Linked DNA regions of Homo sapiens: region 1 is linked to region 2. A link is a contact called in ENCODE Hi-C or POLR2A ChIA-PET data. All regions are on one chromosome and are shown on one strand. Each heading gives the region's core, a stretch centred on a gene start or an enhancer-like site at or near the end of the contact. The rest is flanking DNA. Distances are from core to core; before and after follow the strand shown. Region 1 holds the start of SEPTIN6 (septin 6). Region 2 overlaps DOCK11 (dedicator of cytokinesis 11).

Region 1 (5,559 bases), core at 67-2,566, 1.2 Mb before region 2:
CTTGTCATCCCCTCCCCCATCTGGGGTCCCTCTGGCGGGCCCAGGTCTCTCTCCCACACCAGGGAACCTGCCCTTTTGAGGAGTGGAATGTACTGTCCCTCCCGCTGGGGCCTCGGGCATGCCAAATCTGCCAGCGTGCTCCAGTGACAGGGAGCTAGCAAGAGGCCAGTCCCAAGAGAGAGGGGAGGGCGCCAAGGCCGGAGAAGTGGAGAGGTGCCCACGAGAGAGGACCCGCGGAGGTGGGCCACGGGGATAAGGAGGGCGGGCGGGCGCACCCCTGCCTTCGGAAGTTCTCTCCTCTGCGCCCTATTGGCCGCCTTGTCCCGGGCTGAATGAGGGTCAAGGAGAAATCAGGGGGCGGGACAGAGTGACTGGAGGCCGCTCCCCGTCACCCGCCCCTCCATTTCGCTCCATAGAGCTGAGAACCTTCATCTCCAGCCCTTCCTCTGGTACTAGAAGGGGTGGGTGGTCTTGCTGAGCGTCTAGGGCTGGGTCGGAGAGAGGAGGCGTGGGTTCCGTCTGTACTAGGTACCCAAAGGTGGTGAGCTTGGCTCCACGAAATTACAGCCCACAGCACCCAAGGCTTGGAAACCCCAGGGCAGAAGCAGCGTCTCAAGACCTCTAGCCTCGGACCCCACATGCCACAGCTCAGCTCAGTTGCCGGGCTGCAGTGCGGCTCCCCCCACGGGCCCCCTTTCTAAGCTCTACTGTGGAGCGGCAGGTGCCGCAGGCCTCCCCGGTACCTCGGCCGCAGCTGCGCTCCCGGGCCATGGAGGGAGGGAGACACGACAGTGGGGCATCGAGACTCCAGCGGCCAAGGCGCACCCATCTAAGCACCTTGGGATCTCGGTGGAAAGGAAGGGGGGTAACGGGGGCCGGGAGGAGAACTGCAGAGCTCGGCCGCTGAGCAGAGTATGGGAGGGGGGAGGGGCGGGGGCTCCCTTCCAGCCTTCGGGGTCTGGGGACTTAGGGATGTAAAGGAGAGCAGGGGGGTGTGACAATTCAGCAGAGGTCGGGACGTACCACGGAGCCAAGTGGCGGGGGGGGCAGAGGACGTGGTCACCGAGGGGAGCCCCCGCCCCCCTTCGTAGAAGCCTATGGCTGGGGTTGCAGGAAGAACTGGAACTGGTCTGGCCATAGGGGGAAGCGGCGCGTTAAATCCGCCCCCTCTCCATACCCTACTTTCAAGGGGTGGGCGGTAGAGGGGAGGTTGGGGTTGGAGCAGCGGCGAGGGGGCCCCTCCCTTGCACCTCCCCCCACCGGACTTGGTCGCGCCCGAAGTGTAACACTTTCTCTTTGTCGGAGGAGCTCCTCTGTTTCCTGTGCAGTAGCTCCCGTTGCGGCGGCACCCGTGGCAGCCCTGGCGGACGCAGGAGCGATGGCAGCGACCGATATAGCTCGCCAGGTGGTAAGTGCAGAGCTTGGGTGCCAGGGCCGGGGCCGAGGGCCTGGTGAGGGTCAAGGAGACCTGGCCGCCGCCGCCACATCGCGAGGAGGGCAGTGGGCAGCATCCAGGAGCCAAGGGCACGGTGGGACTTCTGCTCCCGGGGTCAGCAGCTCAGTCCCTCAGCCTGTCCCGGAAAACGGTGGTGGCGCGCGGGGGGCGGGGGGCGGCAGGGGGGCAGGCAAAACCTGCGGGCCGGCGGCTGAACTTGCATTGCCCAAGAGCCGCAGTGAGCGCCACCGCCTCCCTCGCTGCAGCTGCGGCCCCACGGCTGGGGCGTTGCCGAATGAATGGCCGTAGGAGCCGCCGAGCCCTCCGGGTCCCTGGCACCCTGGCCTTGCCGCGCCCCTGCGCACGGCTGCCCGTTGTGACCCGGGACCGCACAGGCAAAGAGGCGCGGGGCTGGGGTTAGCCTGGGGCAGAAGGCGGTGAGTGGCGAGGGGGGCGGGGAGGTGACTGGCTGGGATAGGGTTTCTCTATATGCATTACATATGTGACTGCGTCTGTGTGTGTATCGGTGTGCGCGTATGTGTGCACGCGCGCGCGCTCGTGTCTTCCCGGGCGGGCGGCGGCGGCGCCGGGGTTCTGTCTGTGACCCAAAGAAGTCCGCGTGTTTCTCTGAGTGTGCTCACCTCTGTGGTGTGTGTCCGAACGCCTCTCTGTCTGCTTGTGCTGTGTGCCTCTGGGTCTCATTTGTGCGTCAGTGTGGGGTGCAGTTGGCTGGCCTGTAGGTGGCTGGCTGCGTATTTTGGCATGTTTTGGAGCGGGCCTCTGAGGATCTGTCTCGGGTGCATGTTCAGTGTAACTGGGCTTGTGTGCCAAAACCTGTGGAGCTGGCTTCTTTCTATGGAGACTCAGGAAAATAAGTGTGAGACTCGCAAAAGCGGTGCCGTCTCTTTTTTTGTTGGCGACCGACTCTGGGAAAAAAAAAATCTTCATTTAAAGAACTGAAGTTTTCCAGCCTGGGATGTGCAGAGAAACCATGTTGAAGTGACCTGAGGCTCCATGTTTGTTTTTTAAACCAGAAGTTTGGTTGCAAAGGGCGATGAATTCCATTTGGGGGGGACACCCTAGCTATTCTATTCATCCATGGGTATCTGGGACTTTAATAAGCCCACCAGCACCCCGAGGTGAGGAAGGAGTGGGAGACAGAGGTAGGTCAAATCCCATGACACCACATACTACTTGACGAAAATCTCTGAACCACATAAAAATGTTTTTCAACCTTGTAGCTTACTTATTTAGGAAAATAGTTCATGCAATGCAACTACAGTACAAAAAAAAAGCCTCTAGGTATTTGGTGTAATTGAAATTGATTTTACAAAATCTGAAGCCAGAATCTGATAATATTTTCTCTACAGAATATGTATTAATGTCTCTTTTGTCCCTGTTTGGAAGGGCAGGATCATTTCTTCGGAACCTCCTCCACCCCCTGCACACCCTAGCACAGAGCACTTTATGCAGTCATGTTGTGGAAGGACCAGGAGTAGACAGGGGACATTCTCTGTGATGATGCAATTTGAGAGAATTTTCTTCCCCCAAGATTGGCACTCTCGTTGTTTATTGCTTTAGTGTTTTGAGGGCTCCCTCTTTTCTGCTGTGGCTTTTCTGCTCCTGGTTACCTGCATTTCAGAGATGGTATAGCTGAAGTAGAGGAATTAATCTCTGGGATTACACTAGCTCCATCCAAAAATGACGCTAATGATTTTTCATGTCAGCTAATGAATTTGCATCGACCTGTCCTCCATACTCTCACCAGTTTCTCTTGCCTGGATTAGGATTGCAGGGCAGATGTTGCAATGGGGAACATTCCAGAAGGTTGTGTGTGTTTCACCTCAGGCACAACTCAGGCAACCTAGAGATGCCCTTTGTTCTGCAGATGGGGGTGAGGGGGTGCTTTAGGGCCACTTGGTTTGCTTTGCATGGCTCCAGTTTGCTCTGGCTGGCCTTGCCATACTGTATGATGAAGAACATAATTGTACGCCAGATTCTGAAGCTGAAAGAGCAGCCTAAGCACTCGAGACCTTGTTATCGTGATAAATGGGTTTCTGGGAAAACTGACGTCACTCTCCATGCCCCCCTCCCCCAGCCAGTGAAGCTCCTGTTTATGTGTCATTTGTCTCTCTGTTCTCCTTTGTGTCTGCAATAAGTTGTAATTCACCAGGGAAGACGGAGTTAACTCAGGAGACCTTGGACATCTGGTTGCTGCTTGTTTCCTCCAAGGAACATGTATTCAGGGTTTGGGAACAGAAGACTAGAGAATAAACCTAAGTGTGGCTAGCTTAGGAATTCTTTTTTTTTTTTTTTTTTTTTTTTGAGACGGAGTCTTGCTCTGTTGCCCAGGCTGGAGTGCAAGTGGCATGATCTCGGCTCACTGCAACCTCAGCCTCCCAGGTTCAAGCGATTCTCCTGCCTCAGCCTCCCGAGTAGCTGGGATTACAGGCACCCGCCACCACACCTGGCTAGTTTTGATATTTTTAGTAGAGGGGGGTTTTCACCATGTTGGCCAGGCTGGTCTCGAACTCCTGACCTTGTGATCCACCCGCCTCAGCCTCCCAAAGTGTTGGGATTACAGGCATGAGCCACTGCTCCCGGCCAGGAATTCTTTTTAATGAGCTCTGAGACGTGGTACCATGCGAGTAAGTGCCCTAGTGTGTGTGTGTGTGTGTGTGTGTGTGTGTGTGTGTGTGTATGTGTATGTATGTGGGGGGTGTGTTCTTTCTAGAATCAGTTGAGAGTCACTGTGGGTAAACATCCTTAGTGACTAAAACAAGCCTTCAAGTTGTTGGGTAGGGCTTACATTGCACGCAGCCAACTTGGAAGTTCAATTCTGGTGCACATAATACAAGTCCGTCCCATTTGAATGAACACCACAAACGGTTTGGTGTGACAACACCATTTCTCCACTGTGTCCATATTTACTTGATTGACTGATATGTGGCCAGCACTATGGTTAGCCCTTGTCAACTGGACAAAAAAAGGTAGCAGGCTTTAAAAAACGTTCGTGATCGGACTGGGCTTGGTGGCTCATGCCTGTAATCCCAGCACTTTGGGAGGCTGAGGTGGGCAGATCATGAGGTCAGGAGTTCGAGACCAGCCTGGCCAACATGGTGAAACCCCGTATCTACTAAAAATACAAAAATTAGCCAGGCGTGGTGGTGCGTGCCTGTAATCACAGCTACTCAGGAGGCTGAGGCAGAAGAATCGCTTGAACCCTGGAGGCAGAGGTTGCAGTGAGCCAAGATTGCACCACTGCACTCCAGCCTGGGCAACAGAGCGAGACTCCATCTCAAAAAAGAAAAAAAAGAGGCCGAGGTGGGTGGATCACAAAGTCAGGAGATCGAGACCAGCCTGGCTAACATGGTTAAATCTCATCTCTACTAAAAATACAAAAAATTAGCCAGGCGTGGTGGCGGGCACCTGTAGTCCCAGCTACTGTGGAGGCTGAGGGTGTGAACCTGGGAGGCGGCACTTGCAGTGAGCCGAGATCGTGCCACTACACTCCAGCCTGGGCGACAGAGTGGGAATCCGTCTCAAAAAACAAAACAAAAAAAAGTTCGTGGCTTTTAAGCTTATAGTCTAGTTGGAATGACAAATTGTGGACACTGTGAAATAATTAAAGAACTATAGAAGATCCTTGTGATGCCCCACCTCACCCCCTGACTATGAGGTGGCTTGGGCTGCTATTAATATATATTTCGAGAGGTTCCATGACTTGTCCAAGGTAACCAAGGCACAGGGCAAGCCCCAAAAGCTGCATGTGCTGGCTCTTTTAATGAGCTGTTCCTTTCAATGTTGCATTCTGGGATCCAGACCGTAAATGCCGGCCCATACCAAGAGCATCTGGATGATTCTGGCTTGAACTAGTCCCACAATGTGAACAATGAAGCTTTCTCTAGTGGCAATCTAGGTAGTGGTCATTCTCCCAAGTGAACTTTCAGGGGCTAACTTTGCCCTACAAAGTTAGCTGGGGTTGGTCTGGGTCAACTGTCTCAGAGCAACTGTCTTCAGGTGGGGAAAAGATTGCTGCTGCACTCTGGTTTTGCTATCATCACGTGGCAGTTACCCTTTGATTCCCTTTGAGGTCTCTGCTTCAGGCGTTCCTACCACCACCC
Region 2 (5,526 bases), core at 2,763-5,262:
ACCCCAAATATAATTTATATTAAGACTTAATATTATAATAGCATCGGGATTATACTTGTATTTTTGTACATAGTATTTGAGGTAGTCTCTAGTATCACTACATCCATAGAAAAGTTGAGAATAGTTTTTATACATGGTTCACAACAGGTCACAGCTATACCCAATTTCCATATCGGAAGGGCATCTCAGAGTTTCCTGTAGAAGATTATTTAGAAAGATTAAAGTAAACTACTCTGACCAATGAGCTCAGTGTTCAACAAATCTAAAAGATCCTAACCTTTATGCTTTATTTCAAGTCTTAAATTTGGATTTGTAGACCCATGTCTACAAAGATCAAAGCAAGTTGATCATCCCTCTCATGTCTGCAAATACTACTGCAAAATGAGTTGAAATAAAAGGAAAAAATCCTATTTGAGAAATTCAGATTTTCTGACAGAAAAATCTGACCCCTTTCGGCCATATCTACCGTGTTTCCATGGACTCAAAAGGAAACTGACTGCATCTTCCAGCTCTAACGCTCACAGTCTGAGATCAATTTCTCAGAGAAGTTGAATGAATAAGTCCTATCTAAGAAAGCAAGCTTGAGGCACTAAAAATAATCTAAGTCTTGCTTTTGGTGCCAACTATTTTCCTAGTACAGATTGCAAAAACAGTCCTCAAATTTCAATGTTTTAACCTGTTGAATCTGTCAACTTCTCTGTACAATAATTTTACAAGTACCTACTTCAAGTATATTTGAAAAAGAAAAAAAAGAAAATCCTCCTTCAGCTTTCTTTTTTCTTTTCTTTTCCTTTTTTTTTTTTTTTTTTTTTTTTTGAGATGGAGTTTTGCTCTTGTTGCCCAGGCTGGAGTGCAATGGCGTGATCTCAGCTCACTGCAACCTCCACCTCCTGGGTTCAAGCGATTCTCCTGCCTCAGCCTCCCGAGTAGGTGGGATTACAGGTGCCTGCCACCACACCCAGCTAATCTTTGTATTTTTAGTAGAGACAGGGTTTCACCATGTTGGCCAGGCTGGTCTCGAACTCCTGAGCTCAGGTGATCCCCCCGCCTTGACCTCCCAAAGTACTGGAATTACAGGCATGAGCCACCATGCCTGGCCCTCCTTCAGCTTTCTAATGTAGCTCCAAATTAATATGGAAAGAATATGTCAAAATGAATCACTTATTTTTTTAATTTATGGGGTACAAAGTGGTGTTATGATTTTTAATACAATGTAGAATGATGAAATTAAGCTAGTTATATCTATCACCTCAAATATTTAACATTTCTTGTGATGAGAACATGAGAAATTTATTCTTAGTGATAAGATGTACAGTACTCAATTATTAGGCATATTCAGCATGCTATACTATTGATCTCAAAAAAACCAAACTTATTCTTCCTGTTTAACTGAGACTTTGTATCCCACCATTGACTACCATCTCCCCCACTTTGCCCCCAGCCCCTGGTAACCACCATTCTACCCTGCTTCTATGAGTTTGATTGTTTTAGATTTCACATATAAGTGAGATCATGCAGTATTTGTCTTTCTTTGCCTGACATACTTCACTTAGCGTAATGTTCTCCAATTCCTGAATTACTCATTTATTTAAAAGTATATACCTTCTAAAAATGAAACACAGCTTACCACATGTTTTGAAGGACATATATTTATGTTATAGAAAACAAAGTTTCACTTTTCATTTAAAACTGATTAAACTAAGCATTCTGGGTCTTCACGCCTACTTTTTTTGTCAGGGGTAGCTCAATTGCGGAAAAGTTAGGGTGGCTACTCTGGGTCCCACAAAGCTTCCCCTAATAGAAGATTTAGGCCTGTGAATCAGGATTCATCTCTCCAAGAAGAAAGATGAGAAGGGACTGAACCCTGCATTTCCCTTCTAGTAGGATTCAGTTATAACTCTGCAGGCATCAGAGACAAAGAAAACCTTTTGACCTATAGAATTATCATGATTTAATGGTGGTTCTGCCCTGCAGTCTCCATCATATCCCTTATCTAACTTTCTCATTCAGCTTTCTCATTCTATTATTAGACTTATACATAAAAGCTTCCAATACACTCAAAGAGGGTCTTTCTTTCAGCTTTGTAATTTATCCTTTCTGCCAGTGTGCACTGATTGGCCTGCAAAGGTGCTTTTTCATAACTCCAAAAACCCGTTACAATAAATGGTACCTTAAACATTCAAATAATAGCAACTTCCATACAGTTCCGGAGCAGTGCTAAGTAAAAGGCGAAGGCATTTATGCAATCTGGAGAGAAGTGAGCATATGTTTCAGTCTTCTTCCCGTAAGTAGTGACAGGAAAACCGTCAACCTAAATTTGGAACCAACTCAGTTTTCACCATGGGGAAAACAAAACAAAACAAAATGATTTGTTCTTAAAAGTTTTCATTCACTGACTCCTAAGTTTTCTTGAATAACTTGCTAATAATATTAGTATTTTTTGTTAATTCATTTCAAGGTCACTTTGCAGTCTTAAGAAAACACTTTCATATGCATTCTGTTTGTTACCAAACGCTTTGTCAAGTAGACAAGGAAAATACCATCATTTCAACTTTATCCATCAGGAAACTGGCTCAGAGGCCTAAGTTCATCTGTCTACATTAGGAGCTGAACCAGGATTCAAACCCAGGTCTCCCAACTCCTAATCCTTGTTTCTATTAGTTTCCCGAACTTATTCACATATAATCCTCATATTTGCCACACCATCTGTATTATCATTTACTTCATATTTTTCTTCAAATCAAATATCTTCTTCATTGAAAACATTTATTGAAAAAGAAAGCTTCATATCATCCCATAAAGGAGAATAAATTGCATTTTTCTATCTCTAGTAAAATAAAAATGCCAATTTTGGTACCATGGTGTGGGATGCAGTACACTTTTCCGTTGCTTACTCAGGCCACTAAGGACCAAATCTCAATGAGCTTTCTATGTGCAAACTCTACAAATGGGAAGAAATGCACAGCTCCATAAATTGAGATAATTTTATTTCTAATATAAGTGGAAAGGACAGATAGCAAAAAAGGAAACTCGTCAGAATAGATTCAGTTGCAGTCCACTTCTTGGTCCAAAGAGAGGAAACAATGGATCCTCACTGAGGGTCACTAATAGCATCACCACTTAGACTTTACAATTTTGTGGTGGTTCCTGTACATTCGCAGTACAGGATGACTGATCTTTTATCATCGTAACTGTATGTGTATAAATATAAAACCATGCTTGTAATACTAAAATACATAAAAATGTACATGAATGTATATATTCAACCATCCAACCACTCATGTATCCAAAAGCACATTTGACTAGCAGGCATATTTATGTTATCATTAGAAATGTGTAAGACACAAGAATAATCACATAATATTTATCTGTAAGCAATGCAAAATGAGCCTGGGTTACTTCTGCTTAAATACCATACCAAAGGTCATTAGTTTACCGGTAAATCTTTTACTTTAGAAACTAGTTCTCCTTAAGAATTCTAAGAATGTCTCTTCTGCAAGTCTGAAGTGAACACTGGCATCATAGAATCTCTCCTTTATCACACTGGGAGGGATACCAGAAAGCAGGCAGAAAGCTGAGCAGTAGGGCACAGAGCCAATTCAAAAACATCCCTGCACCACCACGCCACCACTACCACCACCCCATCCTCCAAACTGAGTTTCAGCACAAGGAGGAACATGGCAACTACTGGTTTCAGAAAGAGAATGATTAGCCCAAAAGTGCTTTTTTGCAGTATTGCAGTCAGACTACAGCCTCAATGACATCTGAGCATTTTCTTATGAAAAATAACAACAGTCTTGGGATAGAAGTAGCACACTCAAAAAGAGGTGAGTCTCTCCTTCCCATCATTTCTCCACGACCTTCACTTAGGAATTTCTCCAGATCCCCTAGTCATTCGGCTCTCCTTTCCTCTCAGACATTTGTAAGCAGAGCCTAGAGTGCTTTCTCTAGAGAGCATCTTAAAATAACACTTTGCACTCAAAATGGCCACTGGGGGCATGCAATTTCCGGCAGCACAGAAAACAAAGTGAGTTCAGCATAAAGATGCATTTATTGAGTTCCTACTGAGGTTCTGGCCCTGTGCTAGCCCCTGGTAATGCAGAGGTGAATAAAAAAACAGACCTTGCCCTTGAGAAGTTCACAGTCTCGTGGGGAAGGTAGATAAACCCAAGATGTGAGAGCTGATCACAGACTATTGTAATTTCTGTGCATCTATCATGCCCTTTGATAGCCATATCTTCTTCCAAAAAAGGAACTGTACAAGTGTGTTTGCACACTAAAATGTGTGAGTCCCTCTATTCCCCATTAGATCAATCAGAAGAATTTCATCATATCGATTTATGTGGTCTCAGATCATTTCATCTTGCCTTCTAGTTTTATTCATAAACCCTGTAAGATCAGAGACTAGGTAACTGTCAAGAGTGGTGTGTGAATATGAGGAGAAGCAAAAGTTGCATTATGATTCACAGAAGTGAGAGATGCCACCACTGTAGATTAGAGACTTCTAGAGAGGAACCCTATACAGCATGTCAATAATGGAACCATAACTGTAAGGATTTTTTTTTTTTTGAGACAAGGTCTTACTCTGTCGCCCAGGATGGAGTGTAGTAGTTTGATCACAGCTCACTGCAGCCTCAACCTCCCTGGGCTCAGGCAATCCTCCCACCTCAGCCTCCCAAGTAGCTGGGACTACACATGTGTGCCACCACATCAGGCTAATTTTTGTATTTTTTATAGAGACGGGGTTTTGCCGTGTTGCCCAGGCTGGTCTCAAACTCCTGAGGTCAAGTGATCCACCCATCAAGCCTCCCAAAGTGCTGGCATGAGCCACTGTGTCCAGCCTGTAAGAAATTTCTTCATAAGGTTCAAATAAAGAGTATTTGACTTTGTTATGACCATGGCCTGTTTGTTCCAAATGTGACCATCTTTCAGCAGCTCATCTCTTTGTCTCTTCCCCAATAGGAACTCCAATTACTGAAGGAGCTTTGCATAACTACAATCTAATGGTGATGTGGTGGGGCGGGAGGGGCATCTTTTTAACTAGCAGAACCCAACTTGCCAAAATAGACATGAACATCTTTTCATAAAGATTATTTTCTGGGGAAAATCTTGGCATAAGAATCTAAATACAAACTGCATTCAGGACACTGACCTTTCTTAAAGTAAACGGCTAAGGGAAAAGTCATACTTTCCATGAGACCAGTGGGTCATGTTTATTACCAACCCACACTTAGCTCACCTGATTCTTATGATAGCATAGCCCTCCTCGCTCCCCAACAGCCCTTATTGTCTTTCCCATCTATTGTGGCATTTACTCATATATAACATTCCCTGGATACTTAACTGCTTTTTGGGTGGTTTACTTAGTCTCCTAGGCAGGATCAAAAACACCGGTTCGGTCAGCAAACAGTGCCTTGTACTTTCTGTTACCACTTACATTAAGCATTGCTGTATACTCGGTTAAGCGTTTTATATCTATGATCTCATCTAATTCTCCCCAAAATCCTGTGAGAGGTTATTTTATTA

What was found. Hi-C counts contacts between places; a loop is a spot of excess contacts on that map. ChIA-PET counts read pairs that join two places held with the same protein, here RNA polymerase II (POLR2A). Pooled maps may share reads with other maps.
Region 1: a pooled map shows a loop between it and region 2 (4-fold over the local background). The contact joins the promoter of SEPTIN6 here to the enhancer-like site in region 2. A Hi-C loop is called at or near these places in 1 of 37 single-sample maps with no recorded cell type and 8 of 50 pooled maps. POLR2A ChIA-PET finds 5 or more read pairs at or near these places in 1 of 52 experiments (OCI-LY7).

What each region holds. Positions count from the first base shown.
Region 1 is chrX:119,688,925-119,694,483 of GRCh38, reverse strand. SEPTIN6 (septin 6) reads left to right here and starts at 1,316. Exons shown (of 11, transcript NM_145799.4): 1 at 1,316-1,408. The coding sequence starts at 1,379. RefSeq lists silencers at 1,073-1,122, 1,633-1,762 and enhancers at 1,303-1,432, 2,253-2,302.
Region 2 is chrX:118,535,342-118,540,867 of GRCh38, reverse strand. All of the region lies in intron 1 of DOCK11 (dedicator of cytokinesis 11), which reads right to left. Among named protein-coding and RNA genes, the nearest start is that of DOCK11, 42 kb to the right of the region's middle. RefSeq lists enhancers at 3,889-3,938, 4,339-4,418, 4,649-4,698. Within about 2 kb of position 4,012, at least 8 of the 41 ENCODE cell types and tissues checked have a DNase peak (open chromatin) inside an H3K27ac peak, as active enhancers do; they include OCI-LY7, where a contact is called at or near this core.